2 separate regions of the Homo sapiens genome follow, and region 2 is linked to region 1. A link is a loop called in an ENCODE intact Hi-C map of the cell type or tissue named here. Cell type or tissue: endothelial cell of umbilical vein. All regions are shown on one strand. Links, peaks and the distances in the headings refer to the core of each region. The heading gives the core; the rest is flanking DNA.

What was found. Hi-C counts contacts between places; a loop is a spot of excess contacts. Peaks named below come from ENCODE experiments on the same cell type or tissue, not always from the same donor. Only the 100,000 strongest peaks of a DNase experiment are listed, where the experiment ranks them.
Region 2: a loop joins it to region 1, with 2.0 times the contacts of the local background. A loop is called at or near these places in 19 of 110 quality-filtered maps.

What each region holds. Positions count from the first base shown.
Region 1 is chr5:179,790,122-179,800,001 of GRCh38, forward strand. LTC4S (leukotriene C4 synthase) reads left to right here and starts at 3,865. Exons shown (of 5, transcript NM_145867.2): 1 at 3,865-4,017; 2 at 5,463-5,562; 3 at 5,665-5,735; 4 at 5,820-5,901; 5 at 6,132-6,526. The coding sequence starts at 3,960. The coding sequence ends at 6,273. It overlaps MGAT4B (alpha-1,3-mannosyl-glycoprotein 4-beta-N-acetylglucosaminyltransferase B), which reads right to left. Exons shown (of 15, transcript NM_014275.5): 8 at 9,833-9,880; 9 at 9,385-9,515; 10 at 9,082-9,189; 11 at 8,807-9,000; 12 at 8,392-8,470; 13 at 8,226-8,313; 14 at 8,044-8,156; 15 at 7,489-7,947. The coding sequence ends at 7,924. It overlaps MIR1229 (microRNA 1229), which reads right to left and starts at 8,225; the gene lies at 8,157-8,225. RefSeq lists enhancers at 3,053-3,680, 3,255-3,334, 3,355-3,504, 4,988-5,660 and silencers at 3,855-3,924, 5,470-6,179, 6,220-6,269, 6,290-6,449, 6,294-6,505. In endothelial cell of umbilical vein, for the core only: a CTCF peak has its summit at 6,192; DNase peaks (open chromatin) are centred at 3,750 and 6,210; H3K4me3 peaks cover 1,388 bases.
Region 2 is chr5:179,662,938-179,672,817 of GRCh38, forward strand. The region is part of intron 2 of LOC105377763 (a long non-coding RNA gene); the gene reads left to right. Among named protein-coding and RNA genes, the nearest start is that of CBY3, 13 kb to the right of the region's middle. In endothelial cell of umbilical vein, for the core only: a CTCF peak has its summit at 5,684; a DNase peak (open chromatin) is centred at 5,664.

The DNA.
Region 1 (9,880 bases), core at 1,254-9,253:
GTTCTCACGATCCCAGGCCACTTCCAGACTGAATCAGTTCTCAGCTGTACAGCAGGTGATCTCTGCCCTACAGGGATCTGCACCCATTTACTCAGGAAACTGTCTTCTTACTATCCAGTTTTGAGAGTTTTTATATATTTTGAATTCAAAGTATTTTTTTAATCATATATATGATTCACAAATGTTTTCTCTAAGTCTATGGTTTAATTTTTCTATTTTTTTATTTTTGAGACGGAGTCTAGCTCTGTTGCCCAGGCTGGAGTGCAGTGGCGCGATCTCGGCTGACTGCAAGCTCCGCCTCCCTGGTTCACGTCATTCTCCTGCCTCAGCCTCCAGAGTAGCTGGGACTACAGGCGTCCACCGCCACCCCCGGCTAATTTTTTGTATTTTTTAGTATAGACGGCGTTTCACCGTGTTAGCCAGGATGGTCTCGATCTCCTGACCTCGTGACCTGCCCACCTCGTGCTGGGAGTACAGGCGTGAGCCACCGCGCCTGGCCCTCTCTGTGCCTTTTTTTTTTTTTCTTTTCTTTTCTTTTTTTTTTTTGTTGGAGACGGAGTTTCGCTCTTGTTGCCCAGGCTGGAGTGCAATGGCGCGATCTTGGCTCACTGCAACCTCTGTCTCCTGGGTTCAAGCAATTCTCCTGCCTCAGCCTCCGGAGTAGCTGGGATTACAGGCATGCACCACCATGCCCGGCTAATTTTGTATTTTTAGTAGAGACAGGGTTTCTCCATGTTGGTCAGGCTGGTCTTGAACTCCCGACCTCAGGTGGTCCACAACCTCGGCCTCCCAAAGTGCTGGGATTACAGGCGTTAGCCACCATGCCCAGCCTGGCACAATTTAGCATAAAGTTTTTGAGGTCTTTGTACTATTCCAGTAGGACAGTTGGTGAAACTTGAATAAGATCCGTAAAATACTTGATTACTAACTTGTATCAATGGAAATCTCTTGGTTTATAACTGAATTTTGGTTATACAAGTTTTTTTTTTTTTTTTTTTTTTTTTTTTTTTTTTTTTTTTTTTTTTGAGACACAGTCTCGCTCCGTCGCTCAGGTGTGATCTTGGCTCACTGCATCCTCTGCCTCCTGGGTTCAAGCAATTCTCCTCTCTCAGCCTCCCAAGTGGCTGGGATTATAGGTGCCTGCTACCACGCCTGACTAATTTTTGTATTTTTAGTAGAGATGGGGTTTCACCATGTTGGCCAGGCTGACCTCAAACTCCTAACTTCAGGTAATCCGCCCACCTTAGCCTCCTAAAGTGTTGGGATTACAGGCATGAGCCACCGCGCCTGGCCGAGACTGTAGATTTTTGCAACTTTTTTGTAAGTCTAAAATAATTTCAGCCAAGCATGGTGGCTCATGCCTGTAATCCCAGCACTTTGGGAGGCTGAGGCAGAGGATCACTTCAGCCCAGGAGTTTGAGACCAGCCTGCAACATAGCAAGACTCCATCTCTGGAAAAAAAAAAAAAAAATTAGAGCCTGTGGTCCCAGCTACTTGAGAGGCTTGAGGTGGGAGGATTGCTTGAGCCCGGGAGTTTGAGGATGCAGTGAGGCATGTTGAGCCACTGCACTCCAGCCTGGGCAACAGAGCACGATCCTGTCTCAAATATAAAATAATTTCTAAATAAACTTTCTTGTTCAAGCTCAGGGTCTGAGTTGTGCACTGCCTATGATCCACTCCACAGAAGTTCTGATTTCTTCTCTGTGCAATGGTTCTGCCGGCCTTTCTGCCGCCCAGAGGTCCTGGTGAGTGGGCATCAGAGACTCCTTAGGGCTCTGTGGAGGCTCAGGGAGGAGCTTTCGCTTCCCTCCTGATGCTGGTGCCTCCAGAGCTAGACAGGAAGATGGAAGCTGGGTGGCCCGAGCAGGGGTGGGGGCTTGGCTGGCCCTCCTGTCAGCTTGAGCTGGCTTGAGCCCAGGCAGGGCCCTGACAGCCTGGGCAGGCTCAGAGGGAGGGAGGTGGGAACCAAGAGACCCGGGGAGGGCTCCCGGGGCCAAGACCCAGGTCCCTGCCCTGCACATCTGCCAAGGGACTTCCTCAGAAGCTGCTGATGTTAGGCTTTGGCTTCCTGCTGTGGACTGAGGGGATGAACTCCGACGGGAGGACATTCAGGCCTTGGAGGAAATGAGAGCTTGGCTGACAGGAGGGCCTGGACTCACGAAGACACTTGGACACCCACAAGCACAGAGACATGGGTGTGTGACAACTGACCAAGGGGCATGCAGGTATGTATGCGTGGTGCACACAGACACCCTGGGCACAGCCCACTGGCACCAGCGTCAACCCCTGCGTGGTGGGCTGCATCCCACCCTTCAGGCAGGCCCTGTGGGGCAGGTTTCAGGGAGGAAGGAGGCTGAGTGGGCAGAGTCTGAGGACGCGGCCACCATCGCTCCCTGGCACTACATCTGTGTCCGGGATCTAGGAGGCAGTCCTCCATCACTGAGCCCCAAGATGACTGTCACAGCTTGGTCTAAAGCAGGGGCCGGGCCTGAGCCCTGGCCCCTGCCCTGGAGGAGCTCACAGAGCCCCCAGCTGGGGCATATCTGGTTTCCGGGGGCAGGGGCGATACCCAGAGGAGGAAGAAGGGATTCTGAGAGAGCCCAACAGGCTCCGAGCCTCAGGCTGGAGCTGAGCTTGGGGCAGCAAGGAAGGACCAGGTGCGAGGGCAGAACCATGCGGCCCGACCCCTGCAGCACGGCCTGTGGCCTCCCCCAGCTCCTGCCCGTGCTTCTGGGTCAGTCTGGACTTTGCCACTTCTGACCAAAAGCCACCGCAAACCCACTCAAGCCAAAAGAGGAAGTGACCGTTAGGCCCAACTGGGAAGGCTGGCGGCCAGGGGCACTCCAGGCAGGGCGAGGGGGGCGGCCGGGGGCGCTCCAGGCGGGGCGAGGGAGACACCCAGAACTCCAGGCAGGAGTCCTCGGGTGCCACCTTTCCTCTCCACCTGGCCCTGCGTGGGCTCTGTCCTCAGGGTGGCCCGCCGTAGTCCCCCTCCCCACTCTGAGTTTCCTGTCCCAAAGTCCTAAGGAAGTTTCCAGAACTACATCTCACCATCTTGAGTCAGCCTTGGCTCAGTGTCCATCTCACAGGCCTGGAAGGGGCAGGAGTCAGCACTGTCCAGACCACAGGGCCTGAGTGTGGGGAGGGCAGCCGTCTAGGAAGGTGGTGGAGGGTTGTTACCTTGAGGCAAGAGGGCTGCGGGGCAGAAAGACACAGCAGGTGACTGTTGTGGGAGGCCCAAGAGAGGCCTGGGAGAGGGATGGCCCACAAGGGCTGACCCTCCCGCCACCCAGGGGGCCTTGGACAGGTTTCCTCCTGGCAGGGTGGCCCTTGTGCATGGAACCCCTACAACGACTAAGGCTGGCAGGCATGAGGTTTCCTGAAGGAGAAAGAGCTTGTGGGGCCCAGTGTGGCTGGGGGGGCGCTGGGACTCCATTCTGAAGCCAAAGGCACTGGGAAGGGCTTCCGCAGAGGAGGGTTTGGCAGGGGTTGCCAGGAACAGCCTGGATGGGGACAGGGAACAGATAAGGTGGGTGGAGGAGTTAGCCGGGAGCCTGGGGCTGGCTCCAGCATGATGTGGGGGTCTGCAAGGCCCTGGAGAAAGTGGGGTGGTGCAGCAGGGGGCACACCCACAGCTGGAGCTGACCCAGATGGACAGCTTGGGCTCTGCCACGCGGGACTAGGCAAGGAAGGGGCACGAACAAGCAGGAAGTGGTGAGGCGGTCTCCAGCTAGCTGCTCTCCCCTGCCCAGACTTTGGTTTCCTCCCTGCTGGCTTGGCCTGGCTCCCTGGCTCTGTGTGGTATGGTCACACCCCCGTGCACCCCCTCCACTGAGATGGGGCGGGGAGAGCACCGAGGCTGCTCTTCCTCTCCTGGGCCGTCCTCTGAGCAGCAGACGGGGCTAAGCGTTCCCCAGCTCGCCTTCACACACAGCCCGTGCCACCACACCGACGGTACCATGAAGGACGAGGTAGCTCTACTGGCTGCTGTCACCCTCCTGGGAGTCCTGCTGCAAGGTGGGCTGGTTCCTATCTAGGAAGAGGGTGGGCCTTAGATCCCTACAGCTTGCCCTCTGCCCCCTAGGCCCAGGTGGAGGGCAGAGGTGGGGACTCCAGCCCAGGCCCAAGCTGGAAGAGGGTGGGGACTTTCAGGGAACTGGGGGGCACCTGGCTGTGAGAGCTGTAGGACTTGGGGGTGGCAAGGGTGCCAGGACAAATGGTAGGATAGCCATGGGCTTGGGGAAGCTGATCTCTGCTCTTTCCAGCTGTCCCCTCTCTGGGCGTCCCAGCAAGCGGCCCCCATTCCCTGGCTCTGCTTCAAAGGCACCTCCATACTGGGACCACGTGGAGCAGGGTAGAGGTGGGACTCCTTCCTCCAGCCCCCTAAAAAGAGCCTGCTTAATGCCTTTCTCAGACTGGCCCTAAAGGACACATTCCTTGGCCAGATATCCTTGCCACCTAAGAGACACCACTACTCCACAGTGTGTGGGCTAGGATAAGGCACAGCCTGGGGAGGGGGCTCTGAAGGGGCTGAACAGACAGGCCAGCCTGACCTCCAGCTGCTCCTGCACTGAGCTGGATGGCCACCCTGTGACACCCATCTGCAGAGGGCCCAGAACCAAAGGTGCCAGGGCTGCAGGACTCAGGGGGAGATGGTCCGACGGGAGGTCTGGGGAGGGAGCGCACAGCCAGCACTGGTCTGTGTGTGGTCTGGCCTGGCCTCACCTGACCAAGAGAAGGGCTCCTGCCCACAGAGAAACTTTAGGGCCAGCCCACCCTCTGCAACTACCCCAGCCCTGGGGTCCTGGGGTTAGGCTAGGAGAGTCCCAGCTGCAACCTCCTGGGAGCAGGAGAGAAGGTGTCTGTCAGATTTAGGCCTGGGACCGGAATGCAGGAACAGAGAAACTGAGGTTTGGAGGCACAGGGACGCAGGCTTTAGTGATCCCGGCCTGAGGCAGGGTCAGAGGGCCCTGCTGGTGGGCGCTGGTAGGTGGGTGACCAGGGACTGTTAGCTACAGGGAGTGTGCTTCCTTGCACCTGGGAGGATGCAGCCAGCTCTGCCCTCAGACTCCCGAGGCACTTCCTGGCCAGGGACCTGAAAGCTGCATTTGCCTGTGTTTTGAGAGTGAAATGATTCAGAAACAAGGACTCAAGTGGTCTCTCTCGCGGAGCAGGTGTCCCTGTGCCTGAATCACTCACCCTCCCCCATACACTCACAGGTTGGGACAGGGCCTCTCTGCGCCCCAGGCTTCAGCCCTGCCCTCCTCGCTGAATGTCAGGGACACAGGGCAGGCCAGGGATGGGTGAGACGAGAGGTCTCCTCGGGCGGGGAGGGGGCGGGGTTCCGCCTTAGGGAGGAGAGGACACGGCCAAGTGAAGGGCCAGATTGCAGGATCCCTCCCACTCCCATCTCTGGGGCTTCGGGTGTCCAGACCTGACTCCCGCTCCCCCTCCTCCCCCAGCCTACTTCTCCCTGCAGGTGATCTCGGCGCGCAGGGCCTTCCGCGTGTCGCCGCCGCTCACCACCGGCCCACCCGAGTTCGAGCGCGTCTACCGAGCCCAGTGAGGCGCGGCGGGAGGGCGCGGGGCGGGGAGCGAGCCCCAGGCGGGTCCGGGTCGCAGGACCATCCCGGCCGGCGCGCTCATCCCACCCGCCCACCGCAGGGTGAACTGCAGCGAGTACTTCCCGCTGTTCCTCGCCACGCTCTGGGTCGCCGGCATCTTCTTTCATGAAGGTCGGGGTGTGGGGCAGGGGCGCACGCGCTGGACCCCCGGGACCCGCGCAGGGCGCTCACCAGGCCCGTGCGTACCTCTCGCAGGGGCGGCGGCCCTGTGCGGCCTGGTCTACCTGTTCGCGCGCCTCCGCTACTTCCAGGGCTACGCGCGCTCCGCGCAGCTCAGGTGAGGGCCGGGCGGGGAGCGGGGCGGGGCCGGGGAAAGATCGCGGGCGGGCGGGGCTCCTGGGGAGCGGGACCGAAGCTGGGGGCGGGCGACGGGCCGGAGCCCAGCGCCTTTGGGGATTCGGTGGGCGAGCCCTGGCGGCGGCCAGAGGAAGTCCCCGTGGGGCCAGGGTTGCGGCGGGGAAGAAGCGGGCCTCCTCGCGCCACCTCCCCGCTGACCGCCGCCCGCAGGCTGGCACCGCTGTACGCGAGCGCGCGCGCCCTCTGGCTGCTGGTGGCGCTGGCTGCGCTCGGCCTGCTCGCCCACTTCCTCCCGGCCGCGCTGCGCGCCGCGCTCCTCGGACGGCTCCGGACGCTGCTGCCGTGGGCCTGAGACCAAGGCCCCCGGGCCGACGGAGCCGGGAAAGAAGAGCCGGAGCCTCCAGCTGCCCCGGGGAGGGGCGCTCGCTTCCGCATCCTAGTCTCTATCATTAAAGTTCTAGTGACCGAGACCCGGGCTGCGTTCTCTGGGTCCGCGGGGGTGGCGCACCGCGGGCTACGGAGCCTGGAGGGGCCCAGCCCGAGTCCGGGCAGCCCGGGGCGGGCTTCCTAGTGGCGGCGTGAGAGTGGCTGCGAAGGAACGAGCCCTCCCCCTGGGGCGGGACTGGATCCGGTCTTCACCTCCTACCCCACTCCCTACTCAGCCTCGGGGTCACAAGGCCGCCCAGTCCTGCCGGGGTTCACCCTCCTAGCGCTCAGCGGTCTCCTCACCGGTCCCCCTCCTCAGGGGCCTTCCCTCGACTCTCAGCCGCCGCAGTCCCTCGTCCCCTGGCCTTCACAGCTGACACTAGATAGAGCCTGTGGCTCTCTCCCCAGGTGAGGGCAGGGGTTTTTCTTTTGGTCAGCACTGGATCCCCCTCGTTAACTGTAGGTGTTCAGGGCAGCCCTCCGAGGTCCGCAGAGCTGCGGGCACCATGGGAACGAAGTGAGTCAGTGACAGGCGGTCTCAAGGAAATGTCCAGAAGCCTTGGGGATCCAGGGGAGGCCCACAGAAACAAAGAAGTGACTTTTAGCCAAGTATGCAGGAGAAACGGAGAAAGGAGAGCTTTCCAAGGAGGGGCAACAGTGTGTGCAAAGGCCCTGAGGTGAGCGGGAGACCCTAATGTGCCAGAGGAGTGTCGGGGACCCAGGATGAGGACCAAGCTGAGACACACGGAGGGGAACAAGGAGGCTGGGAAATGCCTTCAGCTTGAGGAGCTAAGGGAAGGCCTCATCGCAGGCCTTGGACATGGGGGAGACATTCGGGGGACCTGCTATAGGCATTGTGGTCCCAGATTCTGAGCTGGTTTCACCAGTGACAGACTTTGCGGCCTGATCCTAGGAAGGGGGGTACGCTGGCGCCGAGGTGGCACTGCAGCTGCACAGCCAGGGGCTGGACCCCGCGCCTGCAGGCCAGGCTGGCTCCTTGACTTAGCAGGGAAAGGTCGCTGCTGATGCTGGCTGGGGAGGCCCAGTGCCAGGCTTAGTTGGCATGTTGGGGCACAGACCAAATGAAGCCAACCGCAGGGGCAGAGGGAGATGCCCAGGGCGCTCACATTTGAGGCACACACTTCATTAACCCTTTATTACAAGTCACGCTCTTATAGAAGTATATGTGGACTTACGTGAAAAAATCAAATGTATCCAAGAATAAAAAACACAGCACATAAAGTAGTATATGCATTCCAGTGTTCGCGCCAGAGACGGCGGGCGCCCAAGTAAAAGCTCTTCTAAAACGGCCTGACTGGGGCAGGCCGGGTGCGAACGGTTCCGGGCCTCAGGCACAGTGTGGGGGCCGCCTGCCTCCTCCGCGGCCCGGCGGGCGGGGGCAGCACCAGCTCCTAGGGCCTCCGGGCCAGCGGCGGACCCCAGGCCGGCCCAAGCCCGACGCCAGGCAGAACCCTTTGGGCGGGGCCGTATCTGGCCCTCCGGGGACGGCAGTGACGACACCCCCAGAAATGTGGGCTTCAGGGCTGGCCACAGGGTACCCTCAGAAGCCCGCAGCTTAGTCGGCCTTTTTCAGGAAGATCTGGAAGAGCCGGACCCAGGGTCAGCAGGGCCTCTGAGCTCCGCCAGGGTCTCCCTGGCTGCTCCCCGTGCCTGGCCTGGCCCTGCCCAGCCTCACCTCGCTCAGAATCACCCACACAGGGGAGTCCGTCTGGATCGAGAGGCGCAGTGCTTCCAGAGGGCCGAAGGCTGGGTCCACCTCTCCCTCTGCCACTCCCTTGTAGAAGGAGCCTGTGGGAGGGCAGTGGTGAGAGGGTGTCCCTGAACCCCAGCCCACGCTCTCCCCCAAACCCTACCCACCGATCTGGAGGTAGCCGTCGGGGCTCCGAGGGTACCGGAGGGTGGCGGTGCGGCCCTCCTGCAGGGCCTCCTTGTCTGACTGAGGGTTCTGGGGGCAGAATCAAGGGCTGAGGCAGGTGGTCACAGGAGGCCCGGCTTCAGTGCACACCACACCCACCGAACTTACGTCGAAGGGCAGCACCTCCACAGACGTGTTGAAGAGCTTGTCCTCCGGGTGCTCGATGTTCCCACTGCGGAAGAAGAACCTGCAGCCAGGCAGGCCTGTGAGCTGCTGCAGGGGCAGCGTTCCAGCACAGCACCCAGGGCCCAGCAGAGAAAGGCCAGGCCTGCGCCAGGAGGGCCCCCCAGGCAGCTGTCAGGCTGTGCAAAGAGACCAGGGCCTTCCTCTGGGAGGATGGTGACAGGAAACATCCCTGAGCTCCTAGGGGCTGCCTGACTTAGTCCTCACAAGGTAGCTACCATTACGAGGCCCACTTCAGATGCGGAAACTGAAGAACGTGAGGATAACTTGCCGGTGAAGCCTACACCCTGGGGGCCACCCAGCCCCGCCCCCATCGCAGACCCATGGTGCTGGCACTGACCGCTCCAGTCTTAGAGGTTGGAAGAAGCGGAAGCGGATGAAGTCCCCCGCGGCAGGGGTGAAGGCCCAGAAGAAGTCCTCGCGCAGGTAGGCTTTCTCCAGGGTGAAGTGCTGGTATGTCTTCAGGCTCGTGCTCACCTCTGCTGGCGGGTTCACATGCTCCTTCCGCAGCGCCTGCTTTCCAAAGTCTTTGTCCTGCAGCGGAGGAGGGACAGCAGTGATGGCGTGGGCCCCGACCTTGATCCCGGCCTAGGGAGAGCGTGCAGTGCAGCCCACCTTCAGTTTCTGGATCTTGCCAGCCAGCGAGGAGTGAGTGCCCACGTGCTGGAAGAGGGACGGTTTGAAGCGGATCCGCAGGTTGGCTTTCTGCCGGTCACAGTGCTTCTGTGGAGGGTGGGCAACACCCCAGGGCTCGGCTTAGCCCTCCTTCCTCAACACGGCCTCTCCTGGGGACTACCAGGGCCCTCCCACAGCTGACAGTGCTCTATGTGAGCAGATGCAAGGACAGGGACACAGTTTGGGGTGGAGGCTGCCTGCCCCTTGGCCCTGCCCCTGCCAGTCCCGCCAGCTCTTGCTCACCGCATCCTTCTCGGGGTTGCAGACTTTCACCCACAGAATATGGTCCAGGAGCCAGTCGATGGGCTTGTCCCGGTAGAACATGAGAATGAACTCTACAATCAGGCTCAGGTCCAGCGACTTGAACATCTTACCTGGTGGGGAGGGGCCTGAGTGGGCAGTGCTGCTCTGCCTACTTCCTTTCTCCCTGCAGCGGCCCCCGAGTCCCACAGCAAACCCAGGGGCAGGCTTCAGGCAGGTGTGGGCATAACGGGGCAGGGAGGCAGACAGGTGATGAGGGCAGACATGTCTGATGCACAGGCAATGAGAACAGGCCAGGTGGGGCTGTAGCACGCACACCAGGCAGGGCCCACCTGGGCAAAGGCTCACAGTGGACACAGTGGGACTGGGAGAGAGGATGGCAGAGGCAGGTGGGACTGAAAGGCACCGTCAGGTAAGGGGAGGGGCACACCAATGAAGCCCAGCTGGGAGAACTCCAGGATCATCCAGTCCTCTGAAG
Region 2 (9,880 bases), core at 962-8,961, 130 kb before region 1:
TGAAAAAAAAATTTTTTTTTCTTTTTCTTTGAGACAGAATTTCGCTCTTGTTGCCCACTGTTGTCCAGGCTGGAGTGCAATGGCACGATCTCAGCTCACCACAACCTCCGCCTCCTGGGTTCAAGTGATTCTCCTACCTCAGCCTCCTGAGTAGCTGGGATTACAGGTATGTGCCACCATGCCTGGCTAATTTTGTATTTTTAGTAGAGACGGGGTTTCTCCATGCTGGTCAGGCTGGTCTCGAACTCCCGACCTCAGGTGATCCGCCTGCCTCGGCCTCCGAAGGTTTTGGGATTACAGGTGTGAGCCACTGCCCCCAGCCTGAAAAAAATTTTATCATAGAAAATATCCAACCATAAACAAAATTAGTGAGAACAGTATTATAAACCCTCATGTACTCATCACCCAGTTCCTTTTTGTTTTTTTTTTAGATGGAGTCTCGCTCTGTCGCCACAGTGCAGTGGTGCTATCTGGGCTCACTGCAACCTCCATCTCCCGGATTCAAGCGATTCTCCTGCCTCAGCCTCCCGAGTAGCTGGGACTACAGGCACCTGCCACCACGTCCAGCTCATTTTTTTGTATTTTTAGTAGAGACGGGGCTTCACCATGTTGACTAGGATGGTCTCGATCTCCTGACCTCGTGATCCGCCTGCCTCGGCCTCCCAAAGTGCTGGGATTACAGGTGCTCATCATCCAGTTTCTATAATAATTGATGACCAAATTTTTTCCTATATAGACCCACCCATTTTCTCTACTGACTTCCCAGACTACTTGGAAACAAATGGCAGACATCATATCCCTTTATCTGTAAACACTCTAGTAATATCTTCAAAAGATAAGGATAAAAAAAACCTATAATCCTAATCTATACATGTCATGCATGCATCTAACAATACCGCAGTAGAAATCTAAGAATACTGCAATAGAAAATATTTGATCCAGTTGGGGACGGTGGCTCATGTCTGTAATCCCAGCACTTTTGGAGGCCGAGGCAAGCTGATCATGAGGTCGGGAGTTTGAGACCAGCCTGGCCAATATAGTGAAACCCCATCTCTACTAAAAAATACAAAAATTAGCTGGGCGTGGTGGCGTGCGCCTGTACTCCTGGCTACTTGGGAGGCTGAGGCAGGAGAATAGCTTGAGCCCAGGAGGCGGAGGTTGCAGTGAACCGAGACTGCGCCACTGCACTCCAGCCTGGGTGACAGAATGAGACTCTGTCTCAAAAAAAAGAAAAAAAAATATTTGGTCCATTTTCACTCTTCTCCAGTTGTCTTATGTGTTGCCTTTGTTGGTGGTATATGTTGTTCTGTTTTGTTAGGTTTGTTTGAATCAAGAGGCAAATGAAGACCTCGCATTGTGACTGGTTGATCTCTGTCTCCCCACAGGTCGGCTTGAGGTTTGCGAGTCCCAGCTCCCACTGCCCCTGCCACCTGCCTTTCCCTTCTCAGGACATACACAGGACTGGGAGAAAATAGACTAAGTATTTGATATTACAGTATTGTTAGGTTTTTATATGTGCGGTATCTTAGGAGGGAACAGAAAGCAGCAGACACACCACTGACGATGGCTTCCAGTGTGGCAGGGGCCAAAGCCCTTGCTCTGTGGCTCCAGGGGCAGCCTGTGCAGGCCCAGCCTGGGGCCACTCATGCTCCCCAGCCCCACACGAGGCCCATCCCGTCTCAGCATAGGCTTCCTTCTTTCCACTGTTCCTGGAGACCCAGCAGGCTGTCATGGGCCTTTGGTCCCTACACAGTCCACTCCAGTGGCCACCAGGCTTCTGCAGCCATCATTTCCCATGTGCACGTGGGAAAGAACTAGGCCAGGCTTCTAAGTTATCTAGACCTTCCTTTTTTTTTTTTTTTTTTTTTTTTTTTGAGACACAGTCTCACTGTGTCGCCCAGGCTGGAGTGCAAGTGGTACGATCTCAGCTCACTGCAACCTCTGCCTCCTGGGTTCAAGTGATTCTCTGCCTCAGCCTTCCAAGTAGCTGGGATTACAGGTGCACACCAACACACCCAGCTAATTTTTGTATTTTTAATAGCGATGGGGTTTCACCATGTTGGCCAGGATGGTCTCGAACTCCTGATCTCAAGTGATCCGCCCACCTCAGCCTCCCAAAATGTTTGGATTACAGGCATGAGCCACCACCCCTGGCCTGGACCCTCTTTTTGACATGTGTGAGCATAGGCAGCAAGCAAGGCCATGCAGAGAAGGGGTGCTTCCAGACTGCCCAGGCCAGGGGCATCATTAAGGGTGGGACTGTCTCGAGAGTGTCATAGGAGAGTTGAGACCAACACACAAGTGTTGGAGATGATGGTTGAGGCAGGAGCAAGGTTTTTTGGGGTTTTTAAGATGGGGTCTTGCTTGTAGCTCATAGCAATCATAGCTTACCGCAGCCTCAAACTGCTGGGATCAAGTGGTCCTCCCGACTCAGCCTTCAGAGTGACTAGGACTACAGGTGGGCACCACTGTGCCGGGCGAGTGTTAATTATTACCCTAGGTTTAAAAATATGCTTTGTACTGGGTTTGCATAGGCCATTTCCCCTCTGTCTGCAGGGTACTGATGTCCCCATCTCTCTGCATAGCTGCAAAGGGGACCAGGGAGGCATTGCTGTGGCAACCGCCATGGCAGGGTCAAGGAGCTCCTTGTGTGGCTTTCACACTTCTGACGGGCTGAGATCCAGATCCAGGCCCCAGACCTGTGGTAATGCTGCTCATCGAGCCACCACCTGGGCTGAGGAGCAGAAATGAGGCCCCCAGGTCAGAGCAGAGACCTGCCGGGGCCACCTCCATCATCAGCCCTGATTTGGGGCCACCCTCTCATGTCCCTCATCCTCCTGCCCAGTGAAGCAGTGGCTGCTCCAGCTGGAGCTCCAGGAGAGAGGGCTAGGCTATGCCTTGAACCAGAGCCTGGGTGATGAAAGGGCCCCAAAGTGGGACCAGCCTGACTGTCCCCTTCCATCAGGCAGAGAGGAAAAGCATGGCACTCCCCCGCTGGGAAATACCCTGCAGTCACAGGATGAACCGGCTAGATGTGTGGACATTGCTAGGTCTTTTTTTTTTTTTATTAGAGATGGGGTCTCGCTCGGTTGCCCAGGCTGGAGTACAGGGGCACAATCATGGCTCACTGCAGGCTCGAACTCTTGGGCTCGAGCCATCCTCCCATCTGAGGCTCCCAAGTAGCTGGGACCACAGCTATGTGCCACCATGTCTGGCAGGAGCAAGATTAAAGTGTATAGTGGGAAGCCATTCGGAGCTAAGCAAGATGCAGGCAGGAAAAGTAGAGAAGTGGGGACTGTGGTTGTGAACACTGTACTCCTGGCCAGACATGGGACAGGCAGGTAACTTTCTGGAGAACACCCTGCCAGCTGTAATCAGACACCCTGGGGCCCCTACGGAAAGGAGGGCACAGCTCCATCCTGGCCAACACAAGGCCAATGCATGGATCCTCCATGGGACCTGTGGCTGTGGCACAGTCGCATATGTTTTTCACCCTTTTTACCCTGCACACGTTCTCTCAAGCACCTTTTATTTTTATTTTTTTGAGACAGAGTCCTGCTCTTTTGCCCAGGCTGGAGTGCAGTGGTGTGATCATAGCTCACTGCAGCCTCAACCTCCCAGGTTCAAGCGATTTTCCTGCCTCAGCCTCCAGAGTAGCTGGGACCACAGGTGCATGCCACTACCTCTGGCTAATTAAAAAAATTTTTTTGTAAAGATGGAGTCTGGCCATGTTGCTCAGGCTGTTTTTTGTTGTTGTTGTTGTTTGTTTTTGTTTTTTTGAGATGGAGTCTTGCACTGTCGCCCAGGCTGGAGTGCAGTGACACAATCTCGGCTCACTGCAACCTCCACCTCCCGGGTTCAAGTGATTCTCCTGCCTCAGCCACCCAAGTAGCTGGGACTACAGGTGGATGCCATAACACCCGGCTAACTTTTGTATTTTTAGTAGAGATGGAGTTTCATCATGTTGGCCAGGCTGGTCTTGAACTCCTGACCTCAGGCGATCTGCCCGCCTCAGCCTACCAAAGTGCTGGGATTACAGACATGAGCCACTGCGCCCGGCCTCAAGGACTTCTGGGCTTTGCAGGGTCAGTTTTTCCTCTAAAGATTTGTGCTTCTTGTGCTTTTCTGGCTAATATTCTATTTTGGACAACCATCCCTGCACAATCGCCACTGACAATTTTTTTTTTTTTGAGACCGAGTCTCATTCTGTTGCCCAGACTGGGGTGCAGTGGTGTAATCTCGTCTTACTACAACCTCTGCCTCCCGGGTTCAAGCGATTCTCCTGCCTCAGCCTCCCGAGTTGCTGGGGCTACAGGTGTGCGCCACCTCGCCCAGCTAGTTTTTGTATTTTTAGTAGAGATGGGGCTTCACCAAGTTGCCCAGGCTAGTCTTGAACTCCTGACCTCAAGTGATCCACCCGCCTCCGTCTCCCAAAGTGCTGGGATTACAGGCATGAGCTGCCGCTCCTGGCCGCCACTGACAATTTTTACTGGTACTTGTTACAGTCCCAGACGCCACCTGTCACCTGTGTTAGGGGCTTCAGAGTGCCTAGCTGCAGGTTGAGGTCCTGGTCTCGTCACTGCTGCTTGCTGAGTCTGCTTCCGATGCATACGTCACATTTACTTCCCCACAGGCCATTCCTTAGCATCTCTTACTGCTTGGCCTCCTCCTTCGTCCCTGTGGCTGGTATAGCTCACTCCACATTCTCAAACGGTTTTAAAATGTTTTTCTTTTGGCTGGGCGCAGTGGCTCACATCTGTGATCCCAGCACTTTGGGAGGCCGAGGCAGGTGGATCATGAGATCAGGAGATCGAGACCATCCTGGCCAACACAGTGAAATGCCGTCTCTACTAAAAATACAAAAAATTAGCCAGGCGTGGTGGCGGGTGCCTGTAATCTCAGCTACTTGGGAGGCTGAGGCAGGAGAATCACTTGAATCTGGGAGGCGGAGGTTGCAGTGAGCTGAGATCACAGCACTGCACTTCAGCCTGGGTGACAGAGCGAGACTCTCTCAAAAACAAAACAAAATTTCTTTTTCTTTGATTTTCTTTTTGTAGAGATGGGAGTCTCATTATATTGCCCAGGCTGGTCTTGAACTTCTTGCTTCAAGCGATCTTCCTGCCTTAACCTCCCAAAGGGCTGGGATTACAGGCGTGAGCCACTGCACCTGGCCTAAAATATCTTTCTGTAATTCAATCTGTAGGTCAAACCTGCCACTCTAATGTAGTGGTAGAAACTGAATTTCAGTTAATTTGGAGGTTTTCCTGTCTTTCCCACAGGGGTATGGCACTGTCAGCGGAAGACTGTCAGATCTCTGCAGCATGACCCTCATCCTTGTTCCCAACCTTTTCTGTCAGTCACTGTCTGCCTCCCTTTCTTTGGTTGGCTGCCCATCAATGACCTATTATCATCATTGCCATAGATCCCTGAGAAGCACTCCCCCTCCCACAGTTGCCATTCCAATCTTGCTACACAGTATAAGAGCCCTCTTGGCTTCTGAGGGTTAAATGTTGCCATCCAGAATGGTTAAATGCCATTCCAGAATCGTGTCATCCCCAAGACACTAAGGAGCCAAGTTCCATGGCAGCATCTCCTAGCCACAGAGCACAGCCACCACCAGCTTTCTATGACACCAGTGCCCCCTCACGTCCACATTCTGCATTGCCTTAGTGAAGAGCGCCTCCTCTGGGCAGCTCCATGAAACACCTTCTGGTCTCATGTAATAAATCCGTTCTAACATTCCCACTTCCCTGAGCCTTCATCTCTACCTCATTAATGGTAGGCCACTATGGTGTCCAAGCTTCCGGGAGCCGTCTGGCGTGAAGACAAGCTCCAGCTGTCCTTTGACAGGACTTTAAATCCTGAGTCTTGGGGCATGCACCCTTGTCAATCAATGCCCCACCGGTCTTCTATTGCCCCCTCCCCGCCTGGATCTGGTACCCCACCTGGATCTGGTACCCTCATGATCGCTCCCGCAAGTGTTCTCCCAGGTCCTGCAACTTTTTGGGTGACTGAGTGATTTCCTCCTAGGGTAGGAAATATTTCACTGCTTGGGCTATGCTGAGATGTGATCCTGCTTGTTGGTCTGGAGGCAATGAGAGGAGGTGGATCTTGAGGAGGATTAGTGTTATCTTACAGGGTACTCACCTGTAACGGGGAGATCTCTGCACTGTCTCCAGGCTAGATGAAGCTGTCCTCCTCTGTCAATGGGAAGAAGGCAGTTTCTGCTGGCCAGGATGCTTCAGGGGACTCTGGGGGCTCAAGGTTCTTTGGTACATCCACCCAAACATCCCACGTCAGGCCTAGAGTCCCATTTATTCCTTTAAAAGCACCCAATGGGCCGGTTACTGTGGCTCATGTCTGTAATCCCAGAAGTTTGTGAGGCCATGGCAGGTGGATCAGTTGAGGCCAGGAGTTCGAAACCAGCCTGAGGAACATAGCAAGATCCCCGTCTCTACAAAAATAAAAATAATAGAAGCCCCCACTTTAGTACAGGAGACCTGCTGAGGATGCACAAGTGTCTTTTGCAGCTCTGCTGCTCTTGTGATGAAATATTGGTTCTCATTTTCAGCATGCTCTGCCTCCTGGCCACGGAAGCAAGGTTTTCTTTACATGTTGTCTTGGGAGAGTTCCTGCCTTTCACAGCATACTCTGAGTAGATAGCAGGCTGAACTGCATCTTTCATTCTCTTGCTTCAAAGCTGCTAAGGTGATTTAGAAAAGCTAGCCACCTCCATAATCCTTGCAACAGCAGCTGCTTCCACATCTTTCAAGTGACAAAGCTACTGCATAAGCCAAGCTTTCTCTTCAACTTCTATCTCCTTATCTACCACAGGTAAGAGTCTCATGCTTCAGGACACAAGGTTATCACCAACTGTGTGTGTGTGTGTGTGTGTGTCTTTGTTGCCTTCCGAATGGTAAGTGATCTACTTTTAGATTCCTATCGCTAGGTCTGTCTTCTAGTGCTACCTCTATTACTCATTGCCTTAGCTTGAATCCTCACAAAAACAGAGCTTGATCCTGGAACTTCGGCATAGTTAACTTGGGACATTCCAGGAAACTGTAATCCATGTAATTCCATGCCTATAATCCCAGCACTCTGGGGGCCAAGGTGGGTGAATCAGTTGAGGCCAGGAGTTTGAGACCAGCCTGGTCAACATGGGGAGAGAGATTGGGAAGAGTGACCCAGGGTACAGAACCATGAGCCACAGCTGCAGCTTCAGTCAGAGCAGGGCTGACCAGATATAACCAGAAGTCCCAACAGCATCCTGGACACCTCTCCTGCCTCCTAAGGGTGCAGAAATCTGTGACAATGGCTAAGCAGTATCTGCTCCTCTGGATTCAGGTGCCTATCTCTTGTGGAGCTTTGTTCATTCTAGAAGTACTTGGAGAGGTCCAAGCATCGTGCCTCACGCCTGTAATCCCAGCACTTTGGTGGCCAAGGTGGGCGGATCAGTTGAGGTCAGGAGTTTGAGACCAGCCCGGTCAACATGGCAAAACCCCACCTCTGCTAAAAACACAAAAATTAGCCAATCGTGGTCGTGCAGACCTGTAATCCTAGCTACTTGGGAGGCTGAGGTAGGAGAATCACTTGAACTCGGGAGGCAGAGGTTGCAGTAAGCCGAGATTGCGCCACTGCACTCCAGCTTGGGCAACAGAGTGAGACTACGTCTCAAAGAAAAAATAGGCTGGGCGCGGTGGCTCACGCCGGTAATCCCAGCACTTTGGGAGGCTGAGACGGGTGGATTATGAGGTCAGGAGTTCGAGACCAGCCTGACCAATATGGTGAAACCCCGTCTCTACTAAAAATACAAAAATTAGTCCAGCATGGTAGTGTGTGCCTGCAGTCCCAGATACTTGGGAGGCTGAGGCAGGAGAATAGCTTGAACCTGGGAGGCGAAGGTTGGAGTGAGCTGAAATTGTGCCACTGCACTCCAGCCTGGGCGACAAAGTGAGACTCCATCTCAAAATAAATAAAAAAATAAAAATAAAAATAGCAATACAACTATTTGGAGAGGGCCAAATAAGTGGGGAGCACTTCTCCACACTGAGATACAGGCGGGAACAGAACAACAAACCCCATAGAGCTTATGTTTTAGTTGGAGGAGACTAAGAATAAATACAATATGTAGTAGGTCAAGTGTTAATGGGTGCTAGAAACAAGAAGTGGGGGCCAGGCACGGTGGCTCACACCTGTAATCCCAGTACTCTGGGAGGTCGAGGTGGGTGGATCACCTGAGATAAGGGGTTCAAAACCAGCCTGGCCAACATGGTGAAACCCCATCTCTACCAAAAATACAAAAATCAGCTGGGCATGGTGGCGGACACCTGTAATCCCAGCTAGTCAGGAGGCTGAGGCAGGAGAATTGCTGCAATCCAGGAGGCAGAAGTTGCAGTGAGCTGAGATCATGCCACTGCATTCCAGCCTGGGTGACAGAGTGAGACTGCATCTCAAAAAAAAAAAAAAAAAAAGGGCCAGGCGTGGTGGCTCACGCCTGTAATCCCAACACTTCGGGAGGCTGAGGCAGGCGGGTCACGAGATCAGGAGATGGAGACCATCCTGGCTAACACAGTGAAACCCGTCTCTACTAAAAATACAAAAAAAAAATTAGCTGGACGTGGTGGCGGGCGCCTGTAGTCCTAGCTACTCAGGAGGCTGAAGCAGGAGAATGGCGTGAACCCGGAGGTGGAGCTTGCAGTGAGCCGAGATCACACCACTGCACTCCAGCCTGGGCGACAGAGCGAGACTCCGTCTCAAAAAAAAAAAAAAAAAAACAAAAGAAAACATGAAGTGGGAAGGGAGGATACATTGTGCACATACCTCAAAGAAATGAGAGTGAATGAAACTGGCAAGACACTGGGAGGGCACACCTGTGAGGTAAATCAGAGGGAAATGAGAAGAGCATGGTGCCCTAGAAACCAAGTGAAGCCAGGGTTTCAAGGAGGAGGGGTCAACTCACGAGACGCTGCTGATGCACTGCGATGAGGATAGAAAACTAGGCAGAAGCCTTAACCACAGGGAGGGCACAGCATCCTTGACAAGGGCAGGCGGGGGACAGTGGGACGTGAGAAATCTGAAGTTCAAGGTAGACCAGGTGCAGTGGCTCATGCCTGTAATCCCACTACTTTAGAAGGCCAAGGTGAGAGGATCACTTGAGCCCAGGAGTTCGAGACCAGCCTGGGCAACATAACGTAGTGAGACCCCCTCATCTCTTCTTCCTTTTTTTTTTTTTTTTTCTTTAGACGGAGTCTCGCTCTGTCGCCTAGGCTGGAGTGCAGTGGTGCGATCTCGGCTCACTGCAACCTCCGCCTCCCAGGTTCAAGCGATTCTCCTGCCTTAAACTCCCAAGTAGCTTCTACAGGCGCGTGCTACCACACCCGGCTAATTTTTGTATTTTTAGTAGACGGGGTTTCACAGTGTTAGCCAGGATGGTCTCCATCTCCTGATCTCGTGATCCGCCCACCTCAGCCTCCCAAAGTGTTGGGATTACAGGCGTGAGCCACCATGCCTGGCCTTTTTTTTTTTTTTTTTTTTGAGATGCAGTCTCACTCTGTCACCCAGGCTGGAATGCAGTGGCATGATCTCAGCTCACTGCAACCTCTGCCTCCCAGGTTCAAGCGATTCTCTCGCCTCAGCCTCCCGAGTAGCTTGGACTACAGGCACACACCACCATGCCTGGCTAATTTTTTTTTTTTTTTTTTTTTTTTTTGAGACAGAGTCTGGCTCTGTCACCCAGACTGGAGTGCAGTGGCGCAATCTCGTGCAATCTCGGCTCACTGCAACCTCTGCCTCCCAGGTTCAGGCGATTCTCCTGCCTCAGCCTCCTGAGTAGCTGGGACTAGAGGCGGGTGCCACCACACCCAGCTAATTTTTGTATTTT